Linked DNA regions of Homo sapiens: region 2 is linked to region 1. A link is an interaction called in ENCODE POLR2A ChIA-PET data of the cell type or tissue named here. Cell type or tissue: B cell. All regions are shown on one strand. Each heading gives the region's core, and the rest is flanking DNA. Links, peaks and the distances in the headings are about the cores only. Region 1 overlaps CBFA2T2 (CBFA2/RUNX1 partner transcriptional co-repressor 2). Region 2 has its middle 14 kb from the start of EIF2S2.

Region 1 (2,500 bases), core at 1-2,500:
ATTTTAAAAGGCAAGAGAAGAGAATGTAAGATGTACAGCTTTAATTGGAAGTTTATTATTTTCCAAAACATTTGAAATGGAGTAGCTGGTAACTGTAGCATTCAGTTTGAGCCAGAGTGAATGAAAAGAAGTGTGATATCCCTTTTCTTAAATTCTAATTTCTATCTCAAAGTTGAACAGCCCTAGACATATATACTATCTTGAAAAGAAACAGATTTAAACCTCAGCCATCAATCAGATTTCAAGATACACCAATAGGTATATGTATATACAAATTCAGCCCTTTTTACTTCCATATTTGGCTGCTTGGCGGTGGTTGTGTTTCATTTCAGAAAATGTGATCATACATTTTTTTCTAAAGAGACTACGAAAAAGCCTTTCTATACATCAGAGAAGCTAAAAGCATGGTAATGTGTTATTTTTATTGGTTCCTTCAAAATGGAGCAACTTTCCAATGGCAATTGACCTTTCTGTGAAAACAAAGAAATGGCAGACTATTGCAACTAATTTTCTGGATTGCTGAGGTTGAGTGTTCAACTTTCCTTTCATTAGCTTTACTAATTTTCTTTAGTGGAAGACACAAGAAAACTCACCCCTTTTCTCAGCCCGTTAGTCTGTTATGCAGTGAATCATTCAGCAGCATTTTCCTAAACACCCTTTGCTGAACAAAGCAAAAATATACACTGTATACACAACTTATAAAACTTAATTAAAGTATGCACATATGTATTGTGTATTGTATTATTAATAAGTGAACATCTATTAAGGCAACACAAATATAGAAATAAACAAGCATAGGCCAGGCGCAGTGGCTCACACCTATAATCCTAACACTTTGGGAGGCCGAGGAGGACAGATCACTTGAGGTCAGGAGTTCGAGACCAGCCTGGCCAACATGGTGAAACCCTGTCTCTACTAAAAATACAAAAAATTAGCTGGATGTGGTGGTGCGTGCCTGTAATCCCAGCTACTCGGGAGGCTGAGGAAGGAGAATTCCTTGAACTCAGGAGACGGAGGTTGCAGTAAGCTGAGATTAAACCACTGCACTCCAGCCTGGGAAACAGAGCAAGACTCGGTCTCTAAAAAAAAAAGTGAAATAGTGGAAGCATGCACATAGGCAGCACAGAGATGTAGTGAATCCACTAAGGTTACCTTCAAGCGGAGCAACAGCAGTATGTGTCAAAGAATGCTCCTTAACAGAGATGATACCTGAACCGTATGGGATGAAGAAGAGCTTGCCAGGTCAAATTTGAGTAAGGTTCAGTGTAAGAAGAGGGAACAGAGATGGTTAACTGACTGTGACTGGCTTAGAGGAAGTAGAAGGGAAGTGGAAGATTTTTTATGATTAATAAGTTGGTTTTTGGCAAAATATGACTAAATGTCTTTTTTCTAAGCTAGGTAAAGATTAAATGATTGGCTCTTTAAACATTGCTTATGTCTTAAATTGTTTCTTATGTTTTTAGATAAAGTTTCACTTTTTTAGTTTTTTAAGGCTGGATATGATTAAGTGAAAACAGAATGATACTTAGGTACTAGATAATTTAGATTTTTACTTGATGCCAACAAGAACGTAGCTCAGTGCCAGGCACGGTGGCTCATGCCTGTAATCCCAGCCTTTGGGAGGCCAAGGCAGGAGGATCACTTGAGCCCAGGAGTTTGAGACCAGCCTGGGCAATATAGTGAGACTCCCTGATCTACAAAAAATTTTAAAAAAAGAAATTAGCTGTGCATGGTGGCATGTGCCTGTAGTCCCAGCTACTCAGGAGGCTGAGGTGGGAGGACACCTGAGTCCAGGAGGTCGAGGCTGCACCAGGAGGTCAAGGCTGCAATGGGCCAAGATGGTGCTGCTGCACTCCAGCTTGGATGACAGAATGAGACCCTGCCTCAAAAAAACAAACAAGCAAAACCATAGCTCTAGGGTTGTTTTCGAAATTAAAATTTTCAAGAAATGACTATTAAGAACTAAATAGGAAAACTGTAATTAATCACATGTATTATAATTTGAGCAAAAATGTAGGATGGGAGTGTCCTGCATGGAATCAGGAAGATGCTTTATTGAATGACCAAGGGTTTGGCAGTATTAATCTAGCACTGTTAAGGCAGAGAGTAACTGGCTCTAATGGACATGAGTATTCTGGATGGCCAAAGAGATAGGTACCTTATTGTAGGAATAAGTCATTAAATCAGTAGGCCTAAAAAATATCCCTCATATTATCATAACTCTTTTTTCTGGTGTCTTGCTCACATGCTACCTTCTGATTGACTGCCTAGTGTTTTGGGGACCTTGAAATTGGGAAGGAGATGCAATGTAAAAGATGGGCATGAGTATCCCATCACTGGAAAGATCTATTGGCCCAGACCCATCTCAAGCACTACCTGTTGCAGGAAGTCTTTCTTAAAACTACCCACCCCTGCCCATGGCACCTGTAGAGTTAGATTTCCCTTCTTATTGCTCTGGGAGCACTCTGCTTTCTTTTTAACGCTCCAGTGTTACTCTGTT
Region 2 (13,594 bases), core at 4,614-7,113, 520 kb after region 1:
AAAGCTCTGGGTATTTTTCACAACAAGTCATCCTCAATGACTGCTGTGGAACAAAACAAGGGTCTTTGAGATCTTATTTGGTTAGTCCCTGACCTCCTTCTCCCATATCTTTTTCTTGGTTCTCTTGTAACTCCAGTTCATCCTCCATCTAGCCCATCGAGTTTCCTGGGGCCGGGAAAAAAACACTAATCAAGCTGCTCCCTTGCCTAAAAATCAGTTAATTCTCTGTTACCTTCAGAAGAATAGATTTCCACAGTCTGCCTCCAAGCCCCTCTCACCATGCTACTGTCTACCCTTCTTACCATTCTCCATTGTGTATGCTGTTTCAGTCATACTAAATCATTTAATATTTCATAAACATGCTGTGCCATTTCATTTTTTCCATGCTGTTCCCTCTCTAGAACGTCCTTCCCTCCTGTTCCCGGAATCTGATGAACTCCTGTCATCCTTTAAGATCCAGATCTAGACTTTACTTTTTTAAAGAAGCCTTTGATTTCTGTACAAGGGAAAAAAATGATTCCTTTCTCTCTACTTGTCTTTTTTCTATTACAGCTCTTATATTATGTTGTAGCTGTCTTTGAGATCCTGGAGGGTGGGATCTGTACCTTACTCATATTTCTTTGCTTTCCCAAAACCTAGCACATGTTTGTGAATGCAGGCACCCGTATGGGGCGATAGGTATAAGTGCTAATTACTAACTTGCACCAGTCTTCACTTCTTGAATGTCGCCTCCTTCCCAAGAGAGGATGGGAAAACCTCCCAGCTGTATTCTGTTTGGAATAATTGGATGTGAGCATAGGAAATAAATATGTTTTACATACTCCTTTTATGATTCACTATAAAAGGAGGTGATCAGTTTTTGTTTTCACTTTTTTGAGACAGGGTCTCACTTTGTCACCTAGGCTGGAGTGCAGTGGCATGATCATGGCTCACTGCAGCCTCAAACTTCTGGGCTCAGGCAATCCTCCTGCCTTATCCTCTCAAGTAGCTAGGACTACAGGCAAGTACCTCCACACCCAGCTAATTAAAAAAAAAAATTGTAGAGATGGGGGTCTCACTGTGTTGCCCCAGCTGGTCTCAAAGTCCTGGCCTCGAGTGATTCTCCCACCTCGGCCTCCCAGTGTGCTGGGATTACAGGCGTGAGCCATAAAAGCACCTGATAGTCTTCTTGAAAGATTAGCAGACTTTCAGTAAGAAGTAATTAAGTGTACCTTGTATACACTCAGCACCTTGGTCACTATTCATTGCCCATCTTTCTCCCTTGCTCTTAAGAGACTTATAACCCCAGTACCCAGCACAGTGCATAGCACCTATTAGGAGCTCAGTAAACATTTGTTGAGGCTGGGTGCAGTGGCTCATGTCTGTAATCCCAACACTTTGGGAGGCCACAGTAGGAGGATTGCTTGAGGCCAGTAGTTTGAGACCAGCCTGGACAGCATAGTGAGACCCTGTCTCTACAAAAAAGTAATTAAAAAAAAATTAGCCGGGCATGGTGGCATGTGCCAGTGGCCCCAACTAATCAAGAGGCTGAGGCAAGAGAATCTCTTGGGCTCAGGAGTTCGAGGCTGCAGTGAGTTATGATCACACCACTGCACTCCACCCTGGGTGACAGCAAGACCCTGTTCTCTTTTAAAAAATCAATTAAAAAAAAAAGAATATGAATGTTTTTTGATGATGTTATCCAAGGTTACTTAGTATCTTGCCATCTGTACAGAAGACTTCAAAACTCTTAAGAAAACCACAATGAGATACTACCTTACACCCAGTAGAATTGCTATTAATTAAAAAAAAAACCTCCAGAAAATGACACATATTATCAAGATGTGGAAAAACTGGAACGCTTGTGTATGTTGGCAGGACTGTAAAATGGTGCAGCCCTATGGAAAAGAGTATGGTGGTTCCTCAAACATTTTTAAACAGAATTACCATATAATCTAACAATTCAATTACTACGTATATTTAAAAAATAAAAATAAAAAAACAAAAAAAAAACCTGAAAGGGCTGGGCATGGTAGCTCACACCTGTAATCCCAGCACTTTGGGAGGCTGACGTGGGCGGATCACCTGAGGTCAGGAGTTTGAGACCAGCCATGGTCAACATGGTAAAACCCCATCTCTACTAAAAATACAAAAAATTAGCCAGACATGGTGGCCGGCGCCTGTAATCCCAGCTACTCAGGAGGCTGAGGCAGGAGAAACACTTGAGCCCAGGAGGCAGAGGTTGCAGTGAGCTGAGATCGTGCCATCACACTCCAGCCTGGGCAACAAGAGCGAAGCTCTGTCTCAGAAAAAAAAAAAAAACAAAACAAAACTGAAAGCAGTGTCTCAAAGAGATATTTTTATGTCCATGTTCACAACAGCATTATTCATACCTGAGAAGCACCCCGGGTGTCCATCAGTGGATGAATGGGTAATCAAAATATGGTGTGTACATACAATAGAATATCATTCAGCCTTAAAAAGGAAGGAAATTCTGATACATGCCACAATATGGATGAACCTCAAGAACATTATGCTTAGTGAAATAAGCTAGCCACAAAAAGACGAATACTGTGTTATCCCATTTATTTGAGGTACCTAGAATAGTCAAATTCATAGAAAGAGAAAGTAGAATGGCGGTTGCTAGGGGCTAGGGAGAGAGGGGGGAAGAGAGAGTTGTTGTCTAATAGGTACAGAGTTCCAGTTTTGCAAGATGGAAAGAGTTCTGGAAATTGGTTGTACAGCAATGTGAATATACTTAAAAATAGTTGAAAAGATAAATTTTATGGTATTTGTATTTTACCATATTTTTTAAAAAGAGAGCACTAAACTGGGAGACAAAAGACCAAGGTTGGAGTTCTTGGTTGTTTTCCACAGATAGATCAGTCTCAAGGAATTTGAGACTTCCTTGAAACTCAAGGAAGTACTCAAGGAAGTTGAGTAAAGGAAGCTTCTTTACTCATTGTTTCTGTTAATTCATCTTTAAACAGGATAAAAAAGACTGTGGAGTCTAGATTTGTATGAGGATCAAATAAAAACCAAAAAAAACAAACGTTTAAAATAATTTTTTGAGTTGTAGTTGTTCTCAATATTCCAGAGCCTCTGATCTCTTGATATTTGTTACAAGTTTCACATCTTATTTCATAATGAAATGCTAAAGATGCCTCAGCAATAGCCAGTTGACTTCAAAGGTCTTGTATGAGGAATCCTTTTAATTTGGGCTATTCACCTTATAATTTGGTCCTGGGAAAACAGCAAATAAATAAACTTTTATGAGGACTATTTATGATCTAAGATGCTAATTATCAATGTAGTTTAGCATGAACTAATGAAATACAAGCTCAGGATTTTCATGTTAGTATAAAAAAGCTCTTCTTCAACAAATCCCCAAATGGCGGATGACGCCTGTGCAGGGGGCGGCAGGGCGTGGGGTGCGGAGGTCGGGTGGAGGCCGGGCGGAGGCCGGGCGGAGGCCCCCGCAAGCCCTGGGAGGGATGGGGAACCGCGGTGGCTTCCGCGGAGGTTTCGGCGGTGGCATCCGGGGCCAGGGTCATGGCCGTGGACTGGGCCGGAGCCGAGGCCATGGAGCTCGCAGAGGCAAGGCCGAGGATAAGGAGTAGATGCCCGTCACCAAGCTGGGCCACCTGGTCAAGGACATGAAGATCAAGTACCTGGAGGATGTCTCTTCTCCCTGCCCATCAAGGAATCTGAGACCATTGACTTTTTTCTGGGGTCCTCTCTCAAGGAAGAGGGTTTGAAGATTATGCCGGTGCAGAAGCAGACCCGCGCGGGCCAGCGCACCAGGTTCAAGGCGTTTGTTGCCACCGGGGACTACAATGGCCACGTCGGTCTGTGCGTTAAGTGCTCCAAGGAGGTGGCTACTGCCATCCGCGGGTCCGTCATCCTGACCAAGCACTCCATTGTCCCCGTGCGCAGAGGCTACGGGGGAACAAGATGGACAAGCCCACACCGTCCCTTGCAAGGTGACAGGCCGCTGCGGCTCTGTGCTGGTGCACCTCATCCCTGCACCCAGGGGCACTGGCATCGTCTCCGCACCTGTGCCCAAGAAGCTCCTCATGATGGCTGGTATTGATGACTGCCACACCTCAGCCAGGGGCTGCACTGCCACCCTGGCAACTTCGCCAAGGCCACCTTTGACACCATCTCTAAGACCTACAGCTACCTGACCCTCGACCTCTGGAAGGAGACTATATTCACCAAGTCTCCCTATCAGGAATTCACTGACCACCTCGTCAAGACCCACACCAGAGTCTCCATGCAGAGGACCCAGGCTCCAGCTGTGGCTACAGCATAGGGTTTTTATACAAGAAAAACAAACTGAATTAAGCCTGAAAAAAAAAAAAAAAGCTGGTCTCAAATTAGGGGCCAACATGGAAGAATTAATATCTGTTGAGTACTTACTAAGTGTCAGGCCCTATAGATGTTACATGCATTATCTCATTTAATACTCAACAACAGCCTTGTCAGGTTAAAAGTATTATACCCATTTTATAAACAGGTTAATGAAGGCTCAGAGAGTGTCAGTCACTTACCCAACATAACCCAGTGAGTAACAGAGATGGAATTTGAGCCCAAGTCTGTGTGAATCTGAAGCCCATATTATTTCTACTATGTTACAGTGCCTCTGAAAATATATTTAACTGTGCCTACTTCTAATAGAGTTTATGATAAATGATATATATTTGATGTTTATATATTTATATCAATTATTTTACTTCATCATTACAAGTAAGATAGACTATCTAGGGATGATTATCACCACTTTACAGATGAGGAAACAGATGGTCAGAAAATTTAACTTACCTAGCTTCAGACCAGTAAATGATAATAACAGGGCTTGGACACATGTACCGCAACTCTCAGACTCCTACTTTTTCCACATTGGCCTATGAGAGTAGAATTTTATCTATATTTTACCTATGAATTTTCTTTTTTTTTTTTTTTTTTTTTTTGGAGACGGAGTCTTACTCTGTCGCCCAGGCTGGAGTGCAGTGGTGCAATCTTGACTCACTGCAACCTCTGTCCCCCAGCTTCAAGCGATTCTTCTGCCTCAGCCTCCCAAGTAGCTGGGAGGGATTACAGTCGCCTGCCACTGTGCCTGGCTAATTTTTGTATTTTTAGTAGAAATGGGGTTATATCATCTTGGCCAGGCTGATCTTGAACTCCTGACCTCATGATCTACTCGCCTTGGCCTCCCAAAGTGCTGGATTACAGGCGTGAGCCACCTCGCCCAGCCATATCTATGAATTTTCTGGTTCTAACTTTTTTTAATAGGAGCAAAGAGTGGACATCTTGACAGTCTTGCACTTCTGTTTATGCTTGGACAGATTAAACACATATGTTTATCCCTGTTCACTCCCCAAATCACTGAAGTGACAGTGAGTTAACATTTTTAGGTTTACCAGTCTACAGACAAAGAGAATAAGAAAGAAATCAATAGCAGATTAAGGATATCAACAAATTTTTGGAAGATGGAAAACCATAGCTGAGCTGAGAAAACAATTCTAAATGTTTGCTGAGGGTTATACTAACAAGGGACAAACAGATTCGTACTGCAGAACACTAGAATGTCAGGACTGGGACAGAGCAGATCAGAGGTGATGTGAGAGGCAGAAGAGAGAGGGTTTGGCTGAAAGCCTTTATAGGAAGTGAAACTGCCAGGTCTTTTTCTCCATCCTACTCACTTAGACAACTACCCTTTCATCTCCCTAGCAGCCCCTGGGACAAAATTGAGGTAGAGAAGTTCCAGACACTGAGATACCAGGCACAGCTAAAGATATAATAGCAGGGAGGCTAAGGTAGGAGGATTTCAGACTGAAAACAGAGATTAGATGAATTGTCTACATGCTGAATGGTGAAGCGCACTCAGTCCTCCTGCTGAAATTTATTCCAGGAATGCTGACAGCAAGGCTTGTATTCTCCAGGCAAGATATCAGGGAATTAATTTTAATTAATTAACCCCAGAGGAAAGATCTATACATACTGATATTTGAGGTCCCCCAACAAAACACCTAGGTACCCACTTTATCATCCTACAGATAAACTTCCTGTTAACACAGAGCTTCCAAATACTTAGTGACTCACTCTTAAATATGAAGAGACAACAAAGGGTCACCAGATATTTAAGATAAACCTCCACCAGGAAAGACAGCATCAAATAGAGAAAAAAGAAACTCAAAGGGAACAGAAACTGAAGAGAACAGAAAAATATTTTTAAAAAACAATAAGCAGTCTATGAGAGATAATAGAAAATACTGCATCCATAAAGCAAAGATAAAATGCTCTAAAAAAAATAGAGTAAGTAACAGCTCTGGGGAATTAAAAATATAATAGAAAAATTGGCTGGGCATTATGGCTCATGCCTGTAATCCCAGCACTTTGAGAAGCCAAGGTAGAAGGATTGTTTAAAGCCAGGAGTTCAAGACCAACCAGGGCAATATTAGATAGACCTCTTCTCTGCTAAACATTCTTTTAAAAAGAGAAATTAGGCTTGGTTCAGTGGCTCACGCCTGTAATCCCAGCACTTTGGGAGGCCGAGGCGGGCGGATCACGAGGTCAGGAGATCGAGACCATCCTGGCTAACATGGTGAAACCCCATCTGTACTAAAAATACAAAAAATTAGCCGGGCATGATGGCGAACACGTGTAGTCCCAGCTACTAGGGAGGCTGAGGCGGAAGAATGACATGAACCCAGGAGGCAGAGCTTGCAGTGAGCCGAGATCACACTACTGCACTCCAGCCTGGGCAACAGAGCGAGACTCCATCTCAAAAAAATAATAAATAAATAAATAAATAAATAAATAATAAAAAAAGAAAAAAAATTAGCCAGCTGTGGTGGCTCATGCATGTGGTCCCAGCTACTTAGGAGGCTGAGTCAGGAGGGCTGCTCAAGCCCAGGAGATGGAGGCTGCAGTGAGCTATGATCATGCCACTGCACTCCAGCCTGGGCAATACAGCAAGACCTGTTCTCAAATAATAATAATAGAAAAATAAATAATTTATATAAGTCTTAATATATAAAGTTGAGGAAATCTCTCAGAAAGTAGAACAGAAATACAAATGGAAAAATAAAAGAGAAAAGATAATTAGAGGATGAATCCATAAGGTCGACCATTAGATTAACAGGAGTTCTGGAAATACAGAAGAAATGGAAGAAAATTATCAAAGAAACTGAGTTTCCAGAGTGGCAGAGCCTGCTGAGTGCCCAGCATAATGAAAGAAAACAAAACAAAGGAAAAACATTATGGCACATCATCATGAAATTTTTTAACACAAAGGATAAAGAGAAAATCAAAAATCTTGGTGATAGGAGGTGAGGAGGGGGCAGGGAAAGGGCAACAGGTTACTTATGAAAGAGCAGGTAATAGGAATAGCATTTTTGTCCATAGTAACATTAGTGGCTAGAAGACGATATAGGGAGGCTTTCAAAATTCTGAGAGAAAATACGTTTTCAATCTAGAACTCCTATACTAAGCCATATTATCAGTCAAGTATGAGGAATAAATAAGTATATTTTTAGGCATGCAAGGATCAGAAATTTACCCCTCATCCCCACATAACTTTTCTTAGGAAAGCACTGGAGGATTTGCTCTAGTAAAACAAGAAAGACAGAAAAAAAATCCTAAAATTTGTATGGAACAAAAAGTCCAAATAGTCAAAGCAATCCTAAGCAAAAAGAACAAAGCTAGAGGCATCACACCACCTGAATTTAAAATATACTGCAAGGCTCTAATAACCAAAACAGCATGGTATTGATATAAAAACACAGACCAAGGGAACAAAAAGAGAACCCAGAAATAAATCCACGTACAGCCAATTGATTTTTGACAAAGGTACCAAGCACATACATTGGGGAAAAATGTTGTTGGGAAAACTGGATATCCATATCCAGAAGAATGAAACTAAACTCCTGTCTCTCACCATACGCAAAAAATCAACTCAAAATGTATAGGGAAAAGAAAGAGCGATCAGACTGTTACTGTGTCTATCTAGAAAAAGTAAGACAAAAGAAACTCCATTTTGATCTGTACTAAGAAAAATTGTTCTGCTTTGAGATGCTGTTAATCTGTAACTCTTGTCCCAACCCTGTGCTCACAAAAACATGTGCTGTATTGACTCAAGTTTTAAGGGATTTAGGGCTGTGCAGGATGTGCTTTGTTAAAAATGTTTTTGCAGCCAGGCGCAGTGGCTCATGCCTGTAATCCCAGCACTTTGGGAGGCCGAGGCGGGCAGATCATGAGGTCAGGAGATCGAGATCATCTTGGCTAATATGGTGAAACCCTGTCTGTACTAAAAATACAAAAGATTAGCCAGGCGTGGTGGCGGGCCCCTGTAGTCCCAGCTACTCGGGAGGCTGAGGCAGGAGAATGGCATGAACCTGGGAGGCGGAGCTTGCAGTTAGCCGAGATTGAGCCACTGCACTCCAGCCTGGGTGACAGAGCAAGACTCCGTCTCAAAAAAAAAAAAAAAAAAAAAATCACACCTGTAATCCCAGCACTTTGGGAGGCTGAGGCGGGCAGATCACGAGGTCTGGAGATCAAGACCATCCTGGCTAACACGGTGAAATCCCGTCTCTACTAAAAATACAACAAATTAGCTGGGCGTGGTGGTAGGCGCCTGTAGTCCCAGCTACTCGGGAGGCTGAGGCAGGAGAATGGCATGAACCCAGGAGGCAGAGCTTGCAGTGAGCCGAGATCGTGCCACTGCACTCCAGCCTGGGCGACAGCGCAACACTCCTTCTCAAAAAAAAAAAAAAATGTGTTTGCAGGCAGTATGCTTTGTGAAAGTCATCGCCATTCTCCATTCTCTATTAATCAGGGACACAATGCACTGTGGAAGGCCGCAGGGACCCCTGCCCAAGAAAGCCTGGGTATTGTCCAGGTTTCCCCGGACTGAGACAGCCTGAGATATGGCCTCGTGGGGAGGGAAAGACCTTACAGCCCCCCAGCCCGACACCCGTAAAGGGTCTGTGCTAAGGAGATTAGTGAAATAGGAAGGCCTCTATGCGGTAGAGATAAGAGTGTGGCATCTGTCTCCTGCACGTCCCTGGGAATGGAATGTCTCGGTGTAAAACCCGACCATACATTCTATTTACTGAGATAGGAGAAAACCTCCTTATGGCTGGAGATGAGACATCATGGCGGCAATACTGCTCTGTTACTCTTTACTGCACTGAGGTGTTTATGTAAGCTTAAACATAAATCTAGCGATTGTGCACATCCAGGCACAGCACCTTTTCTTAAACTTATTCATGACACAGAGTCTTTGCTCACATGGTCTTCTGCTGATCCTCTCCCCACCTTCACCCTATAGCCCCGCCACATTCCCCTTGCTGAGATAGTAAAGATAGTGATCAATAAATACTGAGGGAACTCAGAGACCAGCGCTGGTGCAGGTCCTCACTTGCTGAGCGCCGGTCCCTGGGCCCATTTTTCTTCCGCTATACTTTGTCTCTATGTCTTATTTCCTTTTCTCAGTCTCTCGTCTCCACCTTGCGAGAAATACCCACAGGTGTGCAGGGGCAGGCCCTCTTCATCTGGTGCCCAATGTGGGTTCCTTTCTCTACGGTGAAGATACGCTAGAGTGTGATCATTGAAGACAAATCGACGAGAGATTCCCGAAGACTTCCATGATCAGCCTTGTGGTAAGCTTGTGCACTCAGAGAAACCCAGGGTAAGAATGGGTCAAACTGAAAGCAAATATGCCTCTTATCTCAGCTTTATTAAAGTTATTTTAAGAAGAGGGGGAGTTAGAGCCTCCACAGAAATCTAATCATGCTATTTCAAACAATAGAACAATTCTGCCTATGGTTTCCAGAATAGGGAACGTTAGATCTAAAAGACTGGGAAAAAATTGGCAAAGAATTAAAACAAGCAAATAGGGAGGATAAAATCATCCCACTTACAGTATGGAATGATTGGGCCATTATTAAAATAGGTTTAGAATCATTTCAAACAGAAGAAGATAGCGTTTCAGTTTCTGATGCCCCTGAAAGCTGTGTAATAGATTGTGAGGAAGAGGCAGGGACAGAATTCAAGAAAGTAACGCAAGGTTCACAGTATAAAAAGGTAGATGAGTCTGGCTGGGCGCAGTGGCTCACACCTGTAATCCCAGCACTGTGGGAGGCCGAGGCGGATGGATCACAAGGTCAGGAGATCGAGACCGTCCTGGCTAACACAGTGAAACCCTGTCTTTACTAAAAAAATACAAAAACTTAGCCAGGCGTCGTGGCAGGTGTCTGTAGTCCCAGCTACTCGGGAGGCTGAGGCAGGAGAATGGCGTGAACCTGGGAGGCGGAGCTTGCAGTGAGCCGAGATGGCACCACTGCACTCCAGCCTGGGCAACAGAGCGAGACTCCGTCTCGAAAAAAAAAAAAAGAAAAAAAGGGTAGAAGAGTGTAATGGCTCAGTCAACGGAAAATGTTGACTACAACCAATTACAGGAGGTAATATATTATGAACCATCAAAATTGGGGGGAAAAGGTCTAGAACTATTGGGGCCATCAGAGTCTAACCCACGATGGCCAACTCCTCCTCCCACAGTTCAGATGCCCGTAACATTACAACCTCAAATGCAGGTTAGACAAGTACAAACCCCAAGAGAATATCAGATAGAAAAGGATAGTCTCTATCACAGCAATGCCAATCCAGATACAGTATTCACAATATCAGCTGGTAGAAAGTAAGACCCAACCGCCAGTACCCTATCAATACTGACCGCCAGCCGAACTTCAGTATCAGCCGCCCCCCAGAAAATCAGTATGGACAGCCAGGAACGTTTCCAGCACCACAGGGCACGCACGGCGATATAGCCTCAGCTGCCCACTATGAGACTTAATCCTACACCACCACCTAGTGGACAGGATGGTGCATTACATGAAATTATTGAGAAGGCAAGAAAACAAGGAGAGATACTGAGGCGTTTTAATTTCAAGTAATATTAGAGCCCATACTACCTGGAGAAGGGCCCTCCCCAAGCTGATGCCAGATATGAGTCCTTTTCTATAAAAATGCTAAAAGACATGAAAGAGGGAGTAAAACAGTATGGACCCAATTCTCCTTATATGAGAACATTATTAGATTCCATTGCTCATGGAAATAGACTTATTCCTTATGACTGGGAAATTTTGGCCAAATCATCACTCTCACCTTCTCAATTTTTACAATTTAAGACCTGGTGGATTGATGGGGTACAACAACAGATCCGCAAAAATAGGGCCGCCAATCCCAGTTAACATAGATGCAGGTAAAAAATAGAAAAATTAAACCACAAAAAATAGAAATAAGAAAAGACACATTAAAAACATTAAATGACTTTCAAAAATTGCTAGGAGATATTAATTGGATTTGGCCAATTTTAGGCATTCCTACTTATGCCATGTCAAATTTGTTCTCTATCTTAAGAGGGGACCCGGACTTAAATAGTAAAAGAATATTGACCCCAGAGGCAGCAAAAGAAATTGAATTAGTTGAAGAAAAAATTTGGTCAGCACAAGTAAATAGAATAGATCCCTTGGTCCCACTCCAACTTTTGATTTTTGCTACTGCACATTCTCTGACAGGCATCATTGTTCAAAATACTGATCTTGTGGAGTGGTCATTCCTTCCTCACAGTACAATTAAGACTTTTACATTGCATCAAATAGCTACATTAATTGGTCAGGCAAGGTTATGAATAATAAAATTGTGTGGAAGTGACCCAGACAAAATCATTGTTCCTTTAAACAAGGAACAGGTTAGACAAGCCTTTATCAATTCTTGTACATGGCAGACTGGTCTTGCTGATTTTGTGGGAATTATTGACAATCATTACCCAAAAACAAAAACCTTCCAGTTTTTAAAATTGACTACTTGGATTTTACCTAAAATTACCAGACATGAACCTTTAGAAAATGCTCTGACGGTGTTTACTAATGGTTCCAGCAATGAAAAAGCAGCTTACATTGGGCCAAAAGAACAAGTCATCGAAACTCAATATCACTGGGCTCAAAGAGCAGAGTTGGTTACAGTCATTACAGTGTTACAAGATTTTAATCAGCCTATTAATATTGTATCAGATTCTGCATATGTAGTACAGGCTACAAGGGATGTTGAGACAGCCCTAATCAAATATAGTATTGATGATCAGTTAAACCAGCTGTTCAACTTATTACAACAAACTGTGAGAAAAAGAAATTTCCCATTTTGTATTACTCACATTGAAGCACACACTAATTTACCAGGGTCTTTAACTAAAGCAAATGAACAAGCTGACTTACTGGTATCATCTGCATTCATAAAAGCACAAGAACTTCATGCTTTGACTCATGTAAATGCAGCAGGATTAAAAATAAATTTGATATCTCATGGAAACAGGCAAAAAATATTGTACAACATTGCACCCAGAGTCAAGTCCTACACCTGCCCACTCAAGAGGCGGGAGTTAATCCCAGAGGTCTATGTCCTAATGCGTTATGGCAAACGGATGTCACACATGTATCTTCATTTGGAAAATTATCATTTGTCCATGTGACAGTTGATACTTATTCACATTTCGTATGGGCAACTTGCGAGACAGGAGAAAGTACTTCCCATGTTAAAAGACATTTATTATATTGTTTTGCTCTCATGGGAGTTCTGGAAAAAATTAAAACTGACAATGGGCCAGGATACTGTAGTAAAACATTCCAAAAATTCTTAAATCAGTGGAAAATTACACATACAACAGGAATTCCCTATAATTCCCAAGGATAGGCCATAGTTGAAAGAACTAATAGAACACTCAAAACTCAATTGGTTAAACAAAAAAGAACTCTCCCTTTCCCTCTCCCTCTCCCCCTCCCTCTCCATCTCTGTCTCCATCTCCCTCTCCCCACGGTCTCCTTCTCCCTGTCTTTCCACGGTCTCCCTCTGATGCCGAGCCGAAGCTGGACTGTACTGCTGCCATCTCGGCTCACTGCAACCTCCCTGCCTGATTCTCCTGCCTCAGCCTGCTGAGTGCCTGGGATTGCAGGCACGCGCCGCCACGCCTAACTGGTTTTCGTATTTTTTTGGTGGAGACGGGGTTTCGCTGGGTTGGCCGGGCTGGTCTCCAGCTCCTAACCGCGAGTGATCTGCTAGCCTCAGCCTCCCGAGGTGCCGGGATTGCAGACGGAGTCTCGTTCACTCAGTGCTCAATGTTGCCCAGGCTGGAGTGCAGTGGCGTGATCTCGGCTAGCTACAACCTCCACCTCCCAGCCGCCTGCCTTAGCCTCCCAAAGTGCGGAGATTGCAGCCTCTGCCCGGCCGCCACCCCGTCTGGGAAGTGAGGAGCGTCTCTGCCTGGCCGTCCATCGTCTGGGATGTGAGGAGCCCCTCTGCCCGGCTGCCCAGTCTGGGAAGTGAGGAGCGCCTCTTCCCGGCCGCCATCCCATCTAGGAAGTGAGGAGCGTCTCTGCCCGGCCGCCCATCGTCTGAGATGTGGGGAGCGTCTCTGCCCCGCTGCCCCGTCTGGGATGTGAGGAGCACCTCTGCCCGGCCGCCACCCCATCTGGGAGGTGAGGAGCGTCTCTGCCCGGCTGCCCCGTCTGAGAAGTGAGGAGCCCCTCCGCCCGGCAGGTGCCCCATCTGAGAAGTG

What was found. ChIA-PET counts read pairs that join two places held together with the same protein. Peaks named below come from ENCODE experiments on the same cell type or tissue, not always from the same donor. Only the 100,000 strongest peaks of a DNase experiment are listed, where the experiment ranks them.
Region 2: POLR2A ChIA-PET joins it to region 1 with 10 read pairs; 2 of 35 experiments call an interaction of 5 or more read pairs at or near these places.

Annotation. Positions count from the first base shown.
Region 1 is chr20:33,608,422-33,610,921 of GRCh38, forward strand. All of the region lies in intron 2 of CBFA2T2 (CBFA2/RUNX1 partner transcriptional co-repressor 2), which reads left to right. Among named protein-coding and RNA genes, the nearest start is that of C20orf144, 53 kb to the right of the region's middle. In B cell, for the core only: no CTCF peak of the experiment used is centred there; a DNase peak (open chromatin) is centred at 1,270; H3K27ac peaks cover 834 bases.
Region 2 is chr20:34,118,997-34,132,590 of GRCh38, forward strand. It overlaps the pseudogene RPS2P1. Among named protein-coding and RNA genes, the nearest start is that of EIF2S2, 14 kb to the left of the region's middle. RefSeq lists a silencer at 5,698-5,767 and an enhancer at 10,707-11,001. In B cell, for the core only: no CTCF peak of the experiment used is centred there; a DNase peak (open chromatin) is centred at 5,655.